Linked DNA regions of Homo sapiens: region 2 is linked to region 1. A link is an interaction called in ENCODE POLR2A ChIA-PET data of the cell type or tissue named here. Cell type or tissue: A673. All regions are shown on one strand. Region 1 has its middle 65 kb from the start of MIR8088. Region 2 holds the start of SSX7 (SSX family member 7).

Region 1 (8,000 bases):
GCACAAATAAATGATAAATGTTTGAGGTGATGGATATCCTAAATACCCTGATTTAGTCATTGTCCTTTGTATACATATATCAAAGTGTCACATGTACCCCATAAATATGTACAACAATGTATCAATAAAAAAGAAATAAGTAAACAAAATACAATCTAATTTACATTGGTGTATGTATACACAATGGAATACTATTCAGTCATATAAAAGAATGAAATCCCATCATTTGAGGCAACATGTATGGGCTTCAGATGTGTGAGCCTGGAGGACATTAAGTGAAATAATCCAGACACAGAAAGATAAATACCGAATGTTCTCATTGATATGTGGAAGCTTAAAGCTTTTATTTCATAGAAGTAGAGAGTGGAATCGAGATTAGTAGAGTCTGGGAAGGGTGGGGGATGAACAGGTAGAGTTTAGCTAATGGATACAAAATTAAGACTAAATAAGAGGAATAATCTCTAGTCGTCTATTTAGCACTGTAGGGTGACTATAGTTAACAATAATCTATTGTATATTTTCAAATAGCTATAAAAGAGGATTTTGAACGTTTCCAACACAAAGAAATGCTAAATGTTTGAGGTGGTGGATATGCTGATTATCCTGATTTGATCATTACAAGTTGTGTATGTGTATCAAAATATCACACTGTACCCTGTAAATATGTACAATTATTATGTATGAATAGGATATATGTACACACACACACACACACACACACACACACATATGTCCTAATTTACTAACAGAAAGCTACTAGCTCATCAAGGCCCCCTTCCTCTCCTTCCCTTTCCTATATGACCTACCACACTCATAAGTTATCTAAAAGTAAGTAATGAGAACTGAAACCATGCACACAGCTTACTGCCTATATGAACAAGAGTTTACTATTCCACTGGCTTCATTAACATAACATTATTACTACAATAATCTCTTGCCTGCGAAGATAAAAGTTGAACATAACTTTATTATTGATTCTAGGAACTGCATAAAAGGCCTATCCACTGTTCAGTAAAAAGTGCCAAATGGCATTTTACAACCTCAAGACTCTTTGAACCACTTGCCTTAAAATCCTTGACTTGCTGTGTCCACCAAACCTAAAACCAGCATATCACTATTCCCACCCAATCACATCCTTCCCCTACATTGAAAGACCTGCTTTATGCCAGATTTCAAAATATGAATAAGTGTCCCCCAAATCCTTCTACCTCTGAGACTCTGCTAAGACCCTGTTCAGGAAGTACTCTTCCTTACAGCCTTATGCAATAAAGTTAGCTTTGCTTATCAACAAGTTATTTGGCTGATATTTGGGGAGTACAGCATATGATGAGTATAGTCACCACTGCTGTACTTCATGTCAGAGTAGACTGAGCCTAAATCCTAGGTCCAGTATCTATGGATATTTCTGAACCATGCACTGTGACCACAGGCATATTCAGGGAAATCAGTTACCAGTCAGGAGATTTAAATGTAAAAGAACGTAACCAAAAAAAGGAAACAGGTCTTAATGTATTTATTCTACGATGCCGCTATGGTCTTGCTGTTGTGGCGCCCCCTGGACAGGGTAGGAAGGTGGGCCATAGAGGGGAGGTGGATCAGCTCAGAAAAGGGTGAGTTGTGAAAGGAGACACTATCTGAAGTATTTGAGTCCTGGAGGCATATGAAACTGCCCACAGATAACTGATTCTGGAGTTTTTAGTGGGGACCTGGGAAGGGGCAGGGTGGAGTAGGATGGGGCGGGGCACTGCAGTCTAAGAGGCAAGAGCCGGCCTCAGTGCACATGTTTGCTGGGTGTCTTCCCGTCTGCCCCTTCGCACTGCGTGGTGAATGCCGCCAAGCTGCGCGGGTGCTGGTTACATTCCTACCGTCTGGACTCTTTCTGGATGACTGAGACACAGCTGATAGGTCCATAGGTCAGTCCTCCCAGGAGTTTAAGTGTCAGTGAAGTGTCAGGTGGAGTTAGCAGGCTTTGGGCAGGTCAGGCAGTGTGGTAGGTGGCTTCACAGCGGGAAGGGCCTGGAGGTCATTGTTCTTTTAAGAGGTGGCTATTCTGCCGCCAGCCTTGTCGTTGTGGGACAGGGGAGGAAAGTGGGTCATGGAGGGGAGGAAGGTCAGCAGAAGATGAGGTGAGTTTTGGAGGAGGACATTATTTGAGGCATCTGAGCCTTTGAGGCTATGAAACCGCACACAGAGGATGGATTCCGGAGTCTTTAGTGGGGAACTGGGAGAGAGGGTGGGACAGACTGGTGCACCACAGCTGCCATGAATGGTGACAAGTTGGACATAACCAGGTCCACATGTGCTTGTGCCTTTCCACAATATCAGGCTTTTATTGATGCTAATTCAGTCGTAAAAGCCACAAGCTACACGGAGTTCCTAAGGAGGCAGTTCTCCTTAGCACTTATCGTTCACCTGGTAGTTAGAGCAGCAGGCACACAAACTCAAGCCACTCCACAAGTCAGTCAGTATTGCAAACCATACATAACAGTATGCTAAATCAATTTATAAGTGTTATAAGTTAAACATTCCACAACAAAGTAACACTTTTCATCAAAGTAAAACTTTTTCATTGAGAGGAAAAAGAGGACAAAGGGTTAAGGAACCAGTCCAGGGGGGGTGAAGAAGACAAAAAGAGTCCTGGTCTGGGCTGAGTGGTCCATGGGTCTTGCAAGGAAGTCTTTGACGTGGCAGAGCCTTTGGCAGCAAATGCCAAGTTCTTGTCATGATTGATTGCAAGAAGGTGTCAGTTAAGACAGATGTTTGAAACTGCTGAAGGCCTAATCTTTTATAGTCACAGGGTCCTCTGGTAAGAGCTGATCGTGGAAGAGTGCTTGTTTGTGTCCTTATCTGGTTGGATGCAGTCTTCATGTTTTATTTGTTTATTAAACAAAACATGCTATTATTGTTGGCAAAGTGCCCTATGAAATATAAAATGGAGTATTTTTCTAAGATGGTGTTAGTTATGTCAAGGGTGCTCTATACAATCTACTCCAAGATTTTAGTAATCATAATGCAAACAATGTTTGAGGAAGGGGTTACAAAAATAAAAAATGACAAGTCACCATGGGAATTAATTTCCTCTTGGTAACTTGTTTACAATTTTGTGTTACAAAGGCTGAAAACGCAGATCTTAAGTATATGGTAAGCAAAGAGGATGTTTACAATGAAGATGACAACGTTCTGTAAATGTTCACAGATATATTTAGACCAATTCCAGAGTCCAGTTTTTAATATATTGATTGGGTTCCAGTCTGACCATGAGCCTTCATAAGGGGTATGGCTAAAAGTCTTCTTAATCATTTGGAAGAAGATGCATCTTCTGTGTAAGCCATCTAGTTTGAATGCTATTTTATTTGTGTTTAGTATTGCTAGTCCATGTGTTACTACCTCAGTGGTGTGTTTTAATTGTGCTAATTCTGTTTGGAATGTGTCATGAACTTGTTGAAGTTCCTTAGAGCTTCCTTGTGAAAGAGGAAAAGTTCCCTTATCCCCTCACAGGGCATGTGATGTGGGTGTGGCTTGCTTCTTCAGTGCCTGCTGCTCAAACCTCTAGGGGGAGCATGCAGACAGGCATGTTGTGGGGCTCTGACCCCAAGGCAGTGTCTAGGGGTGAATGCTTACAGCTCCTGAAGCCCCAGTGGGAGTGTGTTACAAGGTGCTCTTTTAGTTTAGCCATCTGTAGGCAGCTTGTGTTAGCTCAATTAGACTCCCTACCTTATCGCGAGGACAGAGGGCTTTCTGTATGCCAGGATTTCTTGCCTTGGTGTACTGGAAGAATCAGATCACATGTGGGTTTGGAGAATGAATGCAATGTTTTATTGAGTGGAAGTTCTCAGCAGATGGATGTTGCAGGAAGTCAGGGACCCCAAACGGAGGGACTGGCTGAAGCCACGGCAGAAGAACGTAAATTGTGAAGATTTCATGGATATTTATTGGTTCCCCAAATTAATACTTTTATAATTTCTTATGCCTGTCTTTACTGCAATCTCTGAACATAAATTGTGAAGATTTCATGGACATTTATTACTTCTCCAATCAATAATCTTATAATTTCCTATGCCTGTCTTTACTTTAATCTCTTAATCCTGTCATCTTTGTAAGCTGAAGATGTATGTCACCTCAGGACCCTGTGATGATTGCGTTATCTGCACACATTGTTTGAAAAGCACGTGTGTTTGAACAATATGAAATCTGGGCACCTTGAAAAGAACAGGATAACAGCGATTTTCAGGGAACAAGGAAGATAACCATAAAGTCTGACTGCCTGTGAGGCCGGGCAGAACAGAGTCATATTTCTCTTCTTTCAGAAAGTGAATAGGAGAAATATCGCTGAATTATTTTCTCAGCAAGGAATAACCCTGGTAAATGCATATCTGATTGCCTTCTTTAGAGAGGCTCATCAGAAACTCAAAAGAATGCAACCATTTATTTGTCTCTTATCTACCTATGACCTGGAAGTCTCCTCCCTGCTTCGAGTTGTCCAGCCTTTGCTTCGAGTTGTCCCGCCTTTTCCAGACTGAACCAATGTTCATCTTACATATGTTGATTGATGTTGCATGTCCCCCTAAAATATATAAAACCAAACTGTGCTCTGACCACCTTGGGGACATGTCATCAGGACCTCCTGAGGCTGTGTCACAGGCATGTGTGCTCAGCCTTGGCAAAATAAACTTTCTAAATTAACTGAGACCTGTCTCAGATATTCAGGGTTCACAGTTATAATAGGTCAGTGTGTTGTTCCTCTCTAAGCTTATTATCTAATTGAAGTTTCATAAGTCTAGAGTCATTGTGGGGATTTTCGTGATGCTGATAGTTGAGTAATCTAGTTTAGGAACTTTGTCCTGACAGGTAGAGTATATAGTGTTTGATCATTGGAATATTAATTCTTTTTGTATAAAATAACCATCAATAAATAGTGGTCTTTCTAAGGCAGTTATATGTAGATTATGTCTTATCTTTCTGTGTAATTGCCATTGTGTCTTATGCCATTGAGTCTCCTCCTCTTAATTCAAGTAGATTTAATATACATTGCCCTGAATCCTGATGCTTTGGATGTATCCAATTTAACTATAGACATTTTGTCCCAATTTTCTGTGAATAATTTTCCTGATGTGTATAATGTTCCTTATGTCATTCCAAGTCTGAGTTAGTAAAATACTTAGCCTAATACACTGTGTTTGCAGCAAGTTTTTCACCATAAAGTTTCTTAATGTAAATAGGTTAGTTTTTAGGTGTTTAACTTGTGATCAATATTGTAATTGAATTCCTTTTGGGATTCTGGGAGGTCGTGTGTATGAGTCATCATTGACTATATCTCGTTAATTGCCTATGAGATAGATGAAAGTATAGATGTGGTAGTTGTTTGCAGGAGTTACGTTTATGTTCATAGGTCTGTATTAACTTCCTAAATTTTTGCTTCTTGTATTCCTGAAATGACTGAGTTTGAAATAATTCCAATTGCTGCAAATAGTTGTGGTGGTTTTCTTAGATGATATTTATCTAGTGAAGGTAAATTTGGTAAAATGAACTGCTTGTCATATCCTTGTCCCTCAAATTACATAACTTGTGGTTTGATGTATGTGACTTTAAGTTCTTTTTTGAAAAATATTTTGACTCTCCTAGGTGCTGGTTTGTAAATTAATCTTAATGGGTTAATTAGGATAGGTTCAACTAAATTTGGTTTTCATAATTTAGATAGAGGGTTTGTTATTCCTTTGGTACACTGTGGTGTCCAGTGGTGTGTTCCTAAGCAATGTGTCAGTCCAGCATCCTCTGCGAATTATGCATGGCCCAAGGTTCTGGGGTTTAACATAGCATTTTGCAAAAGAGATATCTCTAGCTACAAATACAGGTAAGTGGGAGTCTAGTTTGGCTATATTTTGATAAATAGGATGTTGGACTGACCATATAACTTTATTCTATGATCCATCAAATGGCTGAATCATGAAGAAAAAGTAATTTGACATACCTGAGTCTATTTTTGTGACTTTATCCATATTTATTTTGGTTCCTAGTGTTTCCCACCAGTTAATTGACTTAAATTGTGTATTGTTTCTATCTACATCTTCAAAATTAAAGTTTACATCATCCTGAATTACCAGTGGATACATTGTAAAAATAACTTGATTTTGTATATACTTAGTTTTCCTGGTAAATTTGTCTAATATAGTTATGTCTCTTGGTTCATTTCCTGTAAAGAATGTGCCAATAACCTCTGCTGTTTTGTAGGTCAGTGTGAATGGTCCAAGTACTAAGAGTGAGTTAGATAATAGCAGATTGTATATATCTGGTCTGTGAGTAGATGTGAATATTAATTGTTCCCATTTTGTTTGTTGTAATTTATCAAAAATAACTGTTTCTAATGTCCAGTTTCTAATGTCCATGGGTTTCTAGAAGATGTCGACATCCAGCAATCAGTAAATTTAGTAGGGATTTTCTATGTCATTGTATCTATTGTGATGACTGGGAACTAGTGTGGTTTTTGTGGTTGTGTCCAACATAAGCCTGCTTTGGTTTCTGTCACATTCCACCATAGAGTGGACTTTCCAGTTATGATAACATATCTGTCTACATTCTCTATAAACTCTTTGCTTATTGTGTAAAGGTAGTTTTGATATATTGTAGCCAAGTTTGCCATTTAATGTTGTAAATTTAGCATGTGTTTTATTATGCCAAAGTCTGAATTGTGCTGTGTCTGTTGGTTTGTTTTGTTTTGTAAAGCCTGTTGATCTTGGAACGTGTAACCATGTTAGTAAGCAACTTATAGTGTAGAATGGGCAAGGATAAGGTTTTCATCCGTGGGATAATGAAATGTAGCTTTAATATATGTAAAGTTAAGGTTAAAGCATATTAATGTTGGTTGTCCCTCAAAATGTATATCTTGTTGGGTAGTGTTGATTCTATTTTTTATCTTTATAAGTTCCTTATTTGTGGAGGGCAAGTATAAGTATACTTGTATTCAAGACAAGCTTTATCTACATACATTGTTTTAGTGTGTGTTTCAAAGGTAGTGTGTGTAAAGTGATAGTCAGCATTAGTTAAGATTACTGGGTGTCATCTATGTTTTCAATATAATTCTGCCAGTGAGAATTTTTTAGCCTTATTAAAGAATTGTTACTCCAGCTCTCTTTTGTCTAATAAAAAGAAAAAAGAAGAATTGTGAGACTGTCAAATAATTTTGGCTTTTTGCGTAATAATCATAAGATGAACAGGGTGGGTGAAGGCAAAATTTCCAAAAAACAGCAAGTTAGGAAAGTTAATTAGATGATAGTTATAGTATGTCTTATCCTCTTCTGTTGTTATTATATCATAATCTAATGGATATCCTAGTGGCATTGACACTTTTTCCTGTGGGGGTCTGATATATGGGTGTAAGATGAAGTGGTTGGTTTTGTAGCTATATTTAGTCTTGTGTCATCCCTTGAATCTACTTCATAATCATAATGTTCATTTCCTTCAAGTCCAGATTGGTACCAGAATTCATACCAACTATTAACAAATGACTTGTAGGAGTGTCGTATCATATCCAAGCATGTCATGTGAGATCTTCCAACATATGGTTCTATCTGTGGTACTATGATTGGGGATTGGTATGATATAGCGCTTCTTATGTAATGAACTGTTTTGATTGGCATGTCTGTTTCTATTAGCATTTCTCTACCTATTATGTGAGCCATCCATGGTTTGAGATGTTATTGAATGCTTCATTGTAGCTGCATAAGTTGGGGTGTCACATTTAGTCATGTCATTTATGCATTCTTCTAAAGTATGTTTAGGAATATGCGCAAAGATTCTATAAAGATACAATGATTGGAAGTGTGTGTAAAAGCTAAAAGCTCTTCAGGCATTGCTTTGGGTCAAATGAATATGAACAAAATAGTCTAATTGAAGCTCTAAGTATTCTTTTATCAGTCCCTTGACTTTCTAACAATTGTTCAAAAATGATATATTTTCATGAAGTATATATTGCGGAATTTGTTCTGGTAATCGTGTGATTTTAG
Region 2 (8,000 bases), 380 kb after region 1:
ACTTACAGCCAGTCACCTCAATTTGATGGCTTTTTATTCACATTCATGTTTGTATACATTTACCATTTACTTATTATCTATAAAAATATATATTCTTGTTTTTCGTGTTTTAAAATTTTATATGAATGGCCTCTGTAGTTAACTTTCTGCATGCAATTTTTTTTTTTTTCACTCAGCCCTGATGTGTATGAGGGAACAAATGCCTGAGGATCTTTCCCAAGTAGCTGAGCTGAAAAGCAGCTGGGCTTGAGGAGACCCTTTCCAGCCCCTTCCCGTCTACTCACCCTGATTCCCTTGGTTACGGTCATTATCAAAATCATTCCCCTGGAGGTCTGTGGCCCCTGTATTATGCATGAAAGGTGGGAGGGTGGCCTTGAAGCCTAGAAAGAAGCAAAATGTTTATTCCTTAAGAGACAAGCTTTGACCTGTCACGGTGGCTCATATCTGTAGTACCAGTGCTTTGGGAGGCTGAGGCTGGAGTATTGCTTGAGGCCAGGAGTTCAAGGCTGCAGTGAGCTATGACTGCACTACTGCAAACTAGCCTAGGTGACAGACTGAGACTCAGACTCAAAAAAAAAGAAAGAAAGAAAGATACAAGCCGAGAGAAGGAAGGTAGGGACGGTGTGGGGGTGCCGGGATGCCACAGAGACACTTGGACTCATCAGAACAGAAGCCTAAGGGAGAGAAACGTGCAGGATCCAGGTATGAGCTCCACTGTGGCCAGTCCCTGCCCTCAGCCCTGACAGGATACAGAAGAGGAGAACACCCAGAAGCTGCCTTGCGATTTTTCCCTGCACAAAAGGAAAATGTGGGGTACTTTCTGCAGCCTAAGAAGTAGCCAAAGCAGGAATAGGGATGCTCATGTGTCCCCAGACTTGTCTGTACCTAGAACTTTCTGTTACCTAGTTTAGTCATGGCCTCATACTTTCTCTTCATATACACATAGCTGATTTTCTCCAAGGATTTCATCTTTTCCCACTCTTTCTTAGAGAAGTATTTGGCAATATCATCGAAGGACTAGGAAAAGATAAAAAAGGAATTTTGTCAGTGACTCAGCTAGACATGTCTGCCATTCAGCTGGAGCCCCTTCCTGTGTGCTGGATCTGGGAAGTGGGGATGATGCCATGGCTAACCGACAACATGAGCGACCTTTCCTAGCTTCACCCCTGCCACACAGTAGGGCTTTAATGCTGCTGACTGACTCTCTTCCCACTTTCCAGAATGGACTGAGATTCACCAAATGTAGTGCACGGTCACAGACTTGTCTCCAAGGATGCTAGTTGATGACAGAGCGAGGATGGGAGGCTCTCAAGGATCCAGATCTCCCCCAAGACCCTGGTCCTTGTCTCCAGTATCTCTGTCCTCCCCTCCTCAGAAACTTGGCCACCCCACACTGTCCCCTGGGCCACTACTCTGCTCCCTCCAGGTCACCTCACCTTTTGGATCTTCTCTGGTATTTGAGCACCAGCCCTAGGTCTCCTTGCAAAGGCGTCGTCTCCGTTCATGGCACCAGGAGCAGTCTGACCTGCAAGAGAAATAGCCTGAGTCTTTCCAGCCACAGCAGCTTTGGTCTTGTGGAGGGAGAAATCAGTGAAGGCCGGCCACCCTCAGTCACCTGGAATCAGGTGCTTCATTTCTCCATCTGGGGCTTATCTGTCCCTGAGTAATGACATGGGGCGAAGTCAGATGAAAATAGGGAACCAGGGGTCTCTGGGAGAAGTATTGATTTGGGATGACAGGCTTCCTGTGGGCAAAGCAGCCTTGAGTCTTTGGGAGGGGGTTGGCTAATGTTGTTAGTAGTTTCCCTGGGGCTAGCCTTACTCTGAAAGATGTACAGACCCTTGTTGGGAAGGCAGAGATGTGACTGTGTAATTTTATTCAGTGGGGGCATGCTGACACCCCGACTCAATAAATAATGGAAGGGAAATGAGTCCCAGAGATAACATCGTCTCTCTGGTGATGGATCTGATCAGGCAGAGGGATAGGGGGTTCTGTTCTGTTGAAGAGAAATGAGCATGGCTAATATGAACGGATTTAGAGGCTATTACTGGGTGATTTGTAAATTATTAGAAGAAGAGAGCTAGAATTTCTGAGACTACAAGAGCCCGCCATCACTTAGAGAGAATGTAGGGAGTTTCAAGGTGCAGCAATCAGCCAGGCGCAGTGGCTCACGCCTGTAATCCCAGCACTTTGGGAGGCCAAGGAGGGCGGATCGCTTGAGCCCATGAGCTTGAGACCAGCCTGGCCAACATACCGAAACCATCTCTACTAAAACAACAACAACAACAAAACACACACACACACACACACATTAACAGAAGCGGAGTGGTGTGCACCTCTAGTCCCAAGGCCTACGCGAGAGGATCACTTGATCCCAGGAGGAAAGATTTGAGTGAGTTTTTTTTTTTTTTTTTTTTTGAGTCATGGTCTCTCTCTGCTGCCCAGGCTGGGATGCAGTGGTGTGATCATGGCTCACTGCAACCTCCGCCTCCTGGGTTCAAGTGATCCACCAGCTGTGGCCTCCAAAACTGCTGGAATTACAAGCGTGAGCCACCGTACCCGGCCCAAATTTGTTAAGTTACTAGAGTTCCCAGGAAAAATCCCATACCTGAAAAAGTTAGAAACTGACAGGAAGGATTTGAGATGGCGACCTGCCTCACATACACTCCTTATTAAAACTAGATAACAAATGCACCACAGAGGAGGGGAGGGGTAGTAAGAATGGAAAAAGAAAATCAGCGCATGCTTACTCTGATTTTGGAAGAATCAAAAGAGAAAATCAGACCGTGCGTACTCTGAGTATGGAAGAATCGAGAGAGAAAGTCAGAGCATGCATACTCTGAACTTAAAGTAGCCAATCCCAGGGGATGCTTTAGGCGGGAAAATCAGAGTCTCCACCCCCACTTTGAGAAGGTTCTGTCCCTGGAGCCTGGACTGATAGAAGCCACATCAGCTTCGCTTATCACGCTACTGTTCTGACTTCTGATTGGCCAGATGGAGTTCACTAACTGCCCTGATTGGTCCATCATCCCTGCATAGTGACATTGCACAATATTGTCTCCTCCTCCAGCAACACTTTGTTGCCACTGCGACAAAGTGGGTGGTCCTCAGGCGCCGTCAGGAGATTTTGAACTCTCTGAAGACCGTCCCTGGATCTTGGGTTAAAAATCTGTTTTCTAGTCTGAACAGCGAGAAGAAAAAAATAGTCGGATCTGTGATTTTTCTACTTGAAAGACACAATGTTTTCCAGACTAGCACATTTGCAGAGCTTTGCTGTACTTAGTAGTGGCTTTCATTCTTCAGTGGCTTCTATATCTGTTGCTACTGAAAAAACAGTCCAAGGCCCTCCAACCTCTGATTACATTTTTGAAAGGGAATCTAAGTGTGGTGTGCACAATTACCATCCTTTACCTGTAGCCCTGGAGAGAGGAAAATGTATTTACTTATGGGATGTGATTGTGGTATTGGTTACATCCGCCTTGGCCAATCTTCCCGCCTCGGTCTCGCGACTACAGGTGGGAACCACCCCACCCCCACTAATATTTTTTGTTTTTGGATTTTTTAAAAGAGACGGTTTCGCTATGTTGGCCAGGCTGGCCTCAACCTCCTGGGCTCAAGGGATCCTTCCACCACGGCCTCAGGACTACTGCCATTCTGCCCTGCTCATTTTTATTTTATTTTATTTTATTTTATTTTATTTATTTATTTATTTATTTATTTATTTATTTATTTATTTACTTATAGGAAAGACAGGCTTTCGCTACGTTGGCCAGGCTGGTATTGACCTCCTGGGCTCAAGCAGTCCTCCCACCTTGGCCTCGGAACTACAGGAGTGAGCCATCCCACCCACGCAATTTTTTTGTTGTTCTTGTTGTTAGTAGAAATGGGGTTTCGCTATGTTGGCCAGGCTGGCCTCTACCTCCCGGGCTCAAACAATCCTCCCGCCTCAGCCTGGTGACTACAGGCTCACACCACCCCACCACCACTAATATTTTTAATTTTTCTAGCAGAGACAGTTTTGCTATGTTGTCCTGGCTGGTCCCTACCTCCTGGGCTCAAGCGATCCTCCTGCTTCAGCCTTGGGACTACAGGCATGCACCGCCCTGCCTTTTGCTATTTTTCCCCGGCTGCTTTTGACTTTCTGGGCTCGCTCAATGATTTGAACCTGGGAAGCGGACGTTGCATTGAGCTGAGATCACACCACTGCACTCCAGCTTGGGCGACAGAGCAAGACTGTCAAATAAATAAATACATCCATACTTGAAAGAAAGAAGAAAGAAAAGAAAGGAAGGAAGGAAGGAAGGAAGGAAGGAAGGAAGGAAGGAAGGAAGGAAGGAACGAACGAACCAGCTGAAACTCTGTAAAAACAGTAAGCTTTGTGGTATATTAACTTACCCTCATCCCATCTCGTGCTCCCAGCTTGGTTCTGTTCATTGCTGCTGAAATACAGATAGGATTGGCCAGAACTGGTAGATGGCTGGCTGTTGATCATGAAAATGTCAGACCTGATATAGTCCTCCTCGGAAAGGCCTTTTCTGGGGGCTGATACTCTATGTCTGCAGTGCTGTGGGACGATGACATAATGCTGAGCATTAAGCCAGGCGACCATGGGTCCACATACGGTGGCAATCCACTAGGCTGCCGAGTGGCCATCGCAGCCCTTGAGGTTTTAGAAGAAGAAAACCTTGCTGAAAATACAGAAAACAATAGGTATTCTCTTGAGAAATGAACCCATGAAGCTACCTTCTGATGCTGTAACTGCTGTAAGAGGAAGAGAATTATTGTGTGTATGTGTGTATGTATGTATGTATTTAGAGTCAGAGGTTCACTCTGGTTGCCCAGTATGCAATGGTGCGATCTTGGCTCACTGCAACCTCTGCCTGCTGAGTTCTAGCGAATCTCCTTGCCTCGGCCTCCTGAGTAGCTGGGATTACAGGCATGTGCCACTATGCCCAGCTAATTTTCATATTTTTAGTAGAGACTAGGTTTCACCATGTTGGCCACGCTGGTCTTGAACTCCTGACCTCAGGTGATGCACCCACCTCGGCCTCCGAAAATGTTGGGATTACAGGCGTGAGCCACTGTGCCTGGGAGGAAAAGAATTATTAATTTCTATTGTTATTAAAGAAAGCAAAGATTGTGATGCTTGGAAGGTGTGTCTACGACTTCAAGATTATCCACTTCTGGCCAAGCCAACCCATGGCGACATCATCAGGTTTCGCCTCCGCTGGTGGTGAAGGGGGATGAGATTCAAGTCCAGTGAAATCATTAACAAGACCATCTTGTCGTTCTGAGGGTAGCAGCTGTTTTCAGTGGTCCCTGGGAGCCGGCTGGAGACAGGTGGTCTTGTAAAAGCTCTGCTCTTAATGCGGGCACATTCCACTCCATGTGTCTTCAAAATCTTTTTGTGGAGTATCTATTTTTTTCAGTTAATACATAGCAGAACAACGTTTATGAAGCTGCTGTTTGCTTTGTAACGTAAGTAAGAGCATGCAATGGCATCTATATTCTGTGAAAGTGTTTTGATGTGTACTTTCTAAGGTTAAACGTATCTACATATACAGACAGTGTTTAAATTACATCCTTCAGTATACTTTATATATGTTTTTATAATTTCCTTGCTGGTATAAATGCTTTGCATTTGAAAAAGTTATCTCTAGGGAATTACATAAAAGACTTCACCTTATAAAGTCAAATCATTGTTATCATTGAATTTTAGGAAGGATGAATGGTTAAGTATGTATAAAATACTAATATTAAGTAAACTTCCTGTTGGCCAACACCAGGATGTATTCTATGGATGTCATTATTTTCAATTAAGAATTAGTGTTTAACATTCCTAAATTGTTTTGAGTGCTTGATTATAATTTGTTAAAAAATGTTTATTTTTAATATTTCTTTAAATTTAGTATAAAGCTTATATTTCAGAAAAAAAAAAGATACAGAACATGCCTGGGTGCAGTGGTTCACGCTTGTAATCCCAGCACTTTGGGAGGGCGAGGTGGGCAGATTACTTGAGATCAGGAGTTCGAGACCAGCCTGGCCAACATGGAGAAACCCTGTCTCTACTACAAAAATACAAAAAATACAAAAATACAAAAATTAGCCAGGCATGGTGGCACACGCCTGTATTCCCAGCTACATGGGAGGCTGAGACAAGAGAATCGCTTGAACCCGGGAGGCAGAGGTTGCAGTGAGCCAAGATCATGCCACTGCACTACAGCTTAGGTGACAGAGTGAGAATCCCTCTCAGAAAAAAAAAAAAAGGTACAGAACATTTCCATCATCATAATGCTATCCCTTGTGCTACTCATTTTTAGTAATACTCACTCTCATCCCATCCACCATCCCTAACCCCTGGCAACCACTAATCTGTTTTTCATTTCTATAATTTTCTCTTTTCTACAATGCTGTACAAATGAAATCTTATAGTATATAACGTTTTAGGGGTTTATTTCACTCAGCATAATTCCATGGAGATTCCTCCAAGATATTGATATTTGTGTATCAATAGTTCATTGTTGTTGTTGTTGTTGAGACGGAGTCTCACTCTGTCGCCCAGGCTGGAGTGCAGTGTCTCAGCTCACTGCAACCTCTGCCACCCAGGTTCAAGCAGTTTTCTAGCCTCAGCCTCCCAGGTAGCTGTGACTACAGGTGCATGCCACCACACCTGGGTAATTTTTATATTAGTAATAGAGATGGGGTTTCAACATACTGGCAAGGCTGGTCTTGAACTCCTGACGTCATGATCCACCCGCCTCGGCCTCCCAAAGTGCTAGGGTAACAGGGTGAGCCACTGTGCCCTGACGATAGTTCATTTTTATTGCTGAGTAGCATTCCAGGGGATGGATATACCACAGTTTGACCATTCACTTATTTTAGGACATATTGATTATTTCCAGCTATTGGCTATTACAAGTAAAGCTGCTATGAACAATTATGTACAAGTTTCTGGATGGGCATACATTTTAATTTCTCTGAAGTGTAATTGTTGAATTGTATGGTCACTGCATTGTTTAGTTTTATAAGAAACTACCAAACTGCTTTCCAGAGTGGCTGTAAGATTTTACCTTCCCAGCAGCACTTAATGAGGTGTCCAGTTTCTCTGCATCCTTGTCACCATGTTGTCACTATGTCTTTTATTTTAGCTATTGTAATAAGTGTGTAGTGATACCTCATCGTGGTGTTATTCTGCATCTAGTGAAGCAAATGAGTGTTGAACATCTTTTCATGTGCTTATTTGCTTATTTCCTCTTCAGTGAAATGTATGTTCATATCTTTTCATGATTTTCTAATTGGATTATTTGTTTGCATTTTTTACCATTGAGGTTTCTTTTATTATTATTATTTTTCTTGAGACAGAGTCTCTCTCTGTTACCCAGGCTGGAGTGCAGTGGCATGATCTTGGCTCACTCCAACCTCCGCCTTCCAGGTTCAAGCGATTCTCGTGCCTTAGCCTCCCGAGTAGCTGGGATTACAGGCACGCATCATCATGCCTGTCTAATTTGTGTATTTCAGCAGAGATGTGTTTTTTGCCATGTTGCCCAGGCTGGTCTCGAACTCCTAGCCTCAAGGGATCTGCCCCCGCCCCCCCGACCTCGACCTTTCTAAGTGCTGGGATTACAAGTGTGAGCCACCATGCTCAGCCTACCATTGAGTTTTGAGAGTAGTATGTATATCCATTATATATTCTGGATGTGAGTCCTTTCTTGGATATGTGGTTTGCAAGCACTCTCTCCCAGGTCATAACCTGTTTTTTCATCCTTTTAAAAAGATTTCTTGCAGAGCACAAGTTTTAAATTGGATGAAATCTAATTTATTTTTTTCCTTATGGATTATGCTTTTTGAACCGTTCACTATGCCCTAGATCTCAGATGTTTCTCCTATATTTTATTGTAAAAGTTTTCTTTTAGTTTTATATTTTAGATTTAAATCTATGATCCACTTGAGTTACTTTCTTGTATAAAGGTATGAAAATTAGGTCTTTTTTTTTTGGCCTA

Evidence for each region. ChIA-PET counts read pairs that join two places held together with the same protein. Peaks named below come from ENCODE experiments on the same cell type or tissue, not always from the same donor. Only the 100,000 strongest peaks of a DNase experiment are listed, where the experiment ranks them.
Region 2: POLR2A ChIA-PET joins it to region 1 with 5 read pairs; 1 of 35 experiments calls an interaction of 5 or more read pairs at or near these places.

The regions. Positions count from the first base shown.
Region 1 is chrX:52,267,874-52,275,873 of GRCh38, forward strand. No RefSeq gene overlaps it. Among named protein-coding and RNA genes, the nearest start is that of MIR8088, 65 kb to the right of the region's middle. In A673, CTCF peaks have their summits at 1,554 and 3,545; a DNase peak (open chromatin) is centred at 3,538.
Region 2 is chrX:52,651,968-52,659,967 of GRCh38, forward strand. It overlaps SSX7 (SSX family member 7), which reads right to left and starts at 2,933. Exons shown (of 8, transcript NM_173358.2): 1 at 2,795-2,933; 2 at 1,437-1,525; 3 at 903-1,017; 4 at 285-380. The coding sequence starts at 1,505. It also overlaps the pseudogene LOC791097. In A673, no CTCF peak of the experiment used is centred here; DNase peaks (open chromatin) are centred at 3,004, 4,354 and 4,414; H3K4me3 peaks cover 4,163 bases; H3K27ac peaks cover 5,163 bases.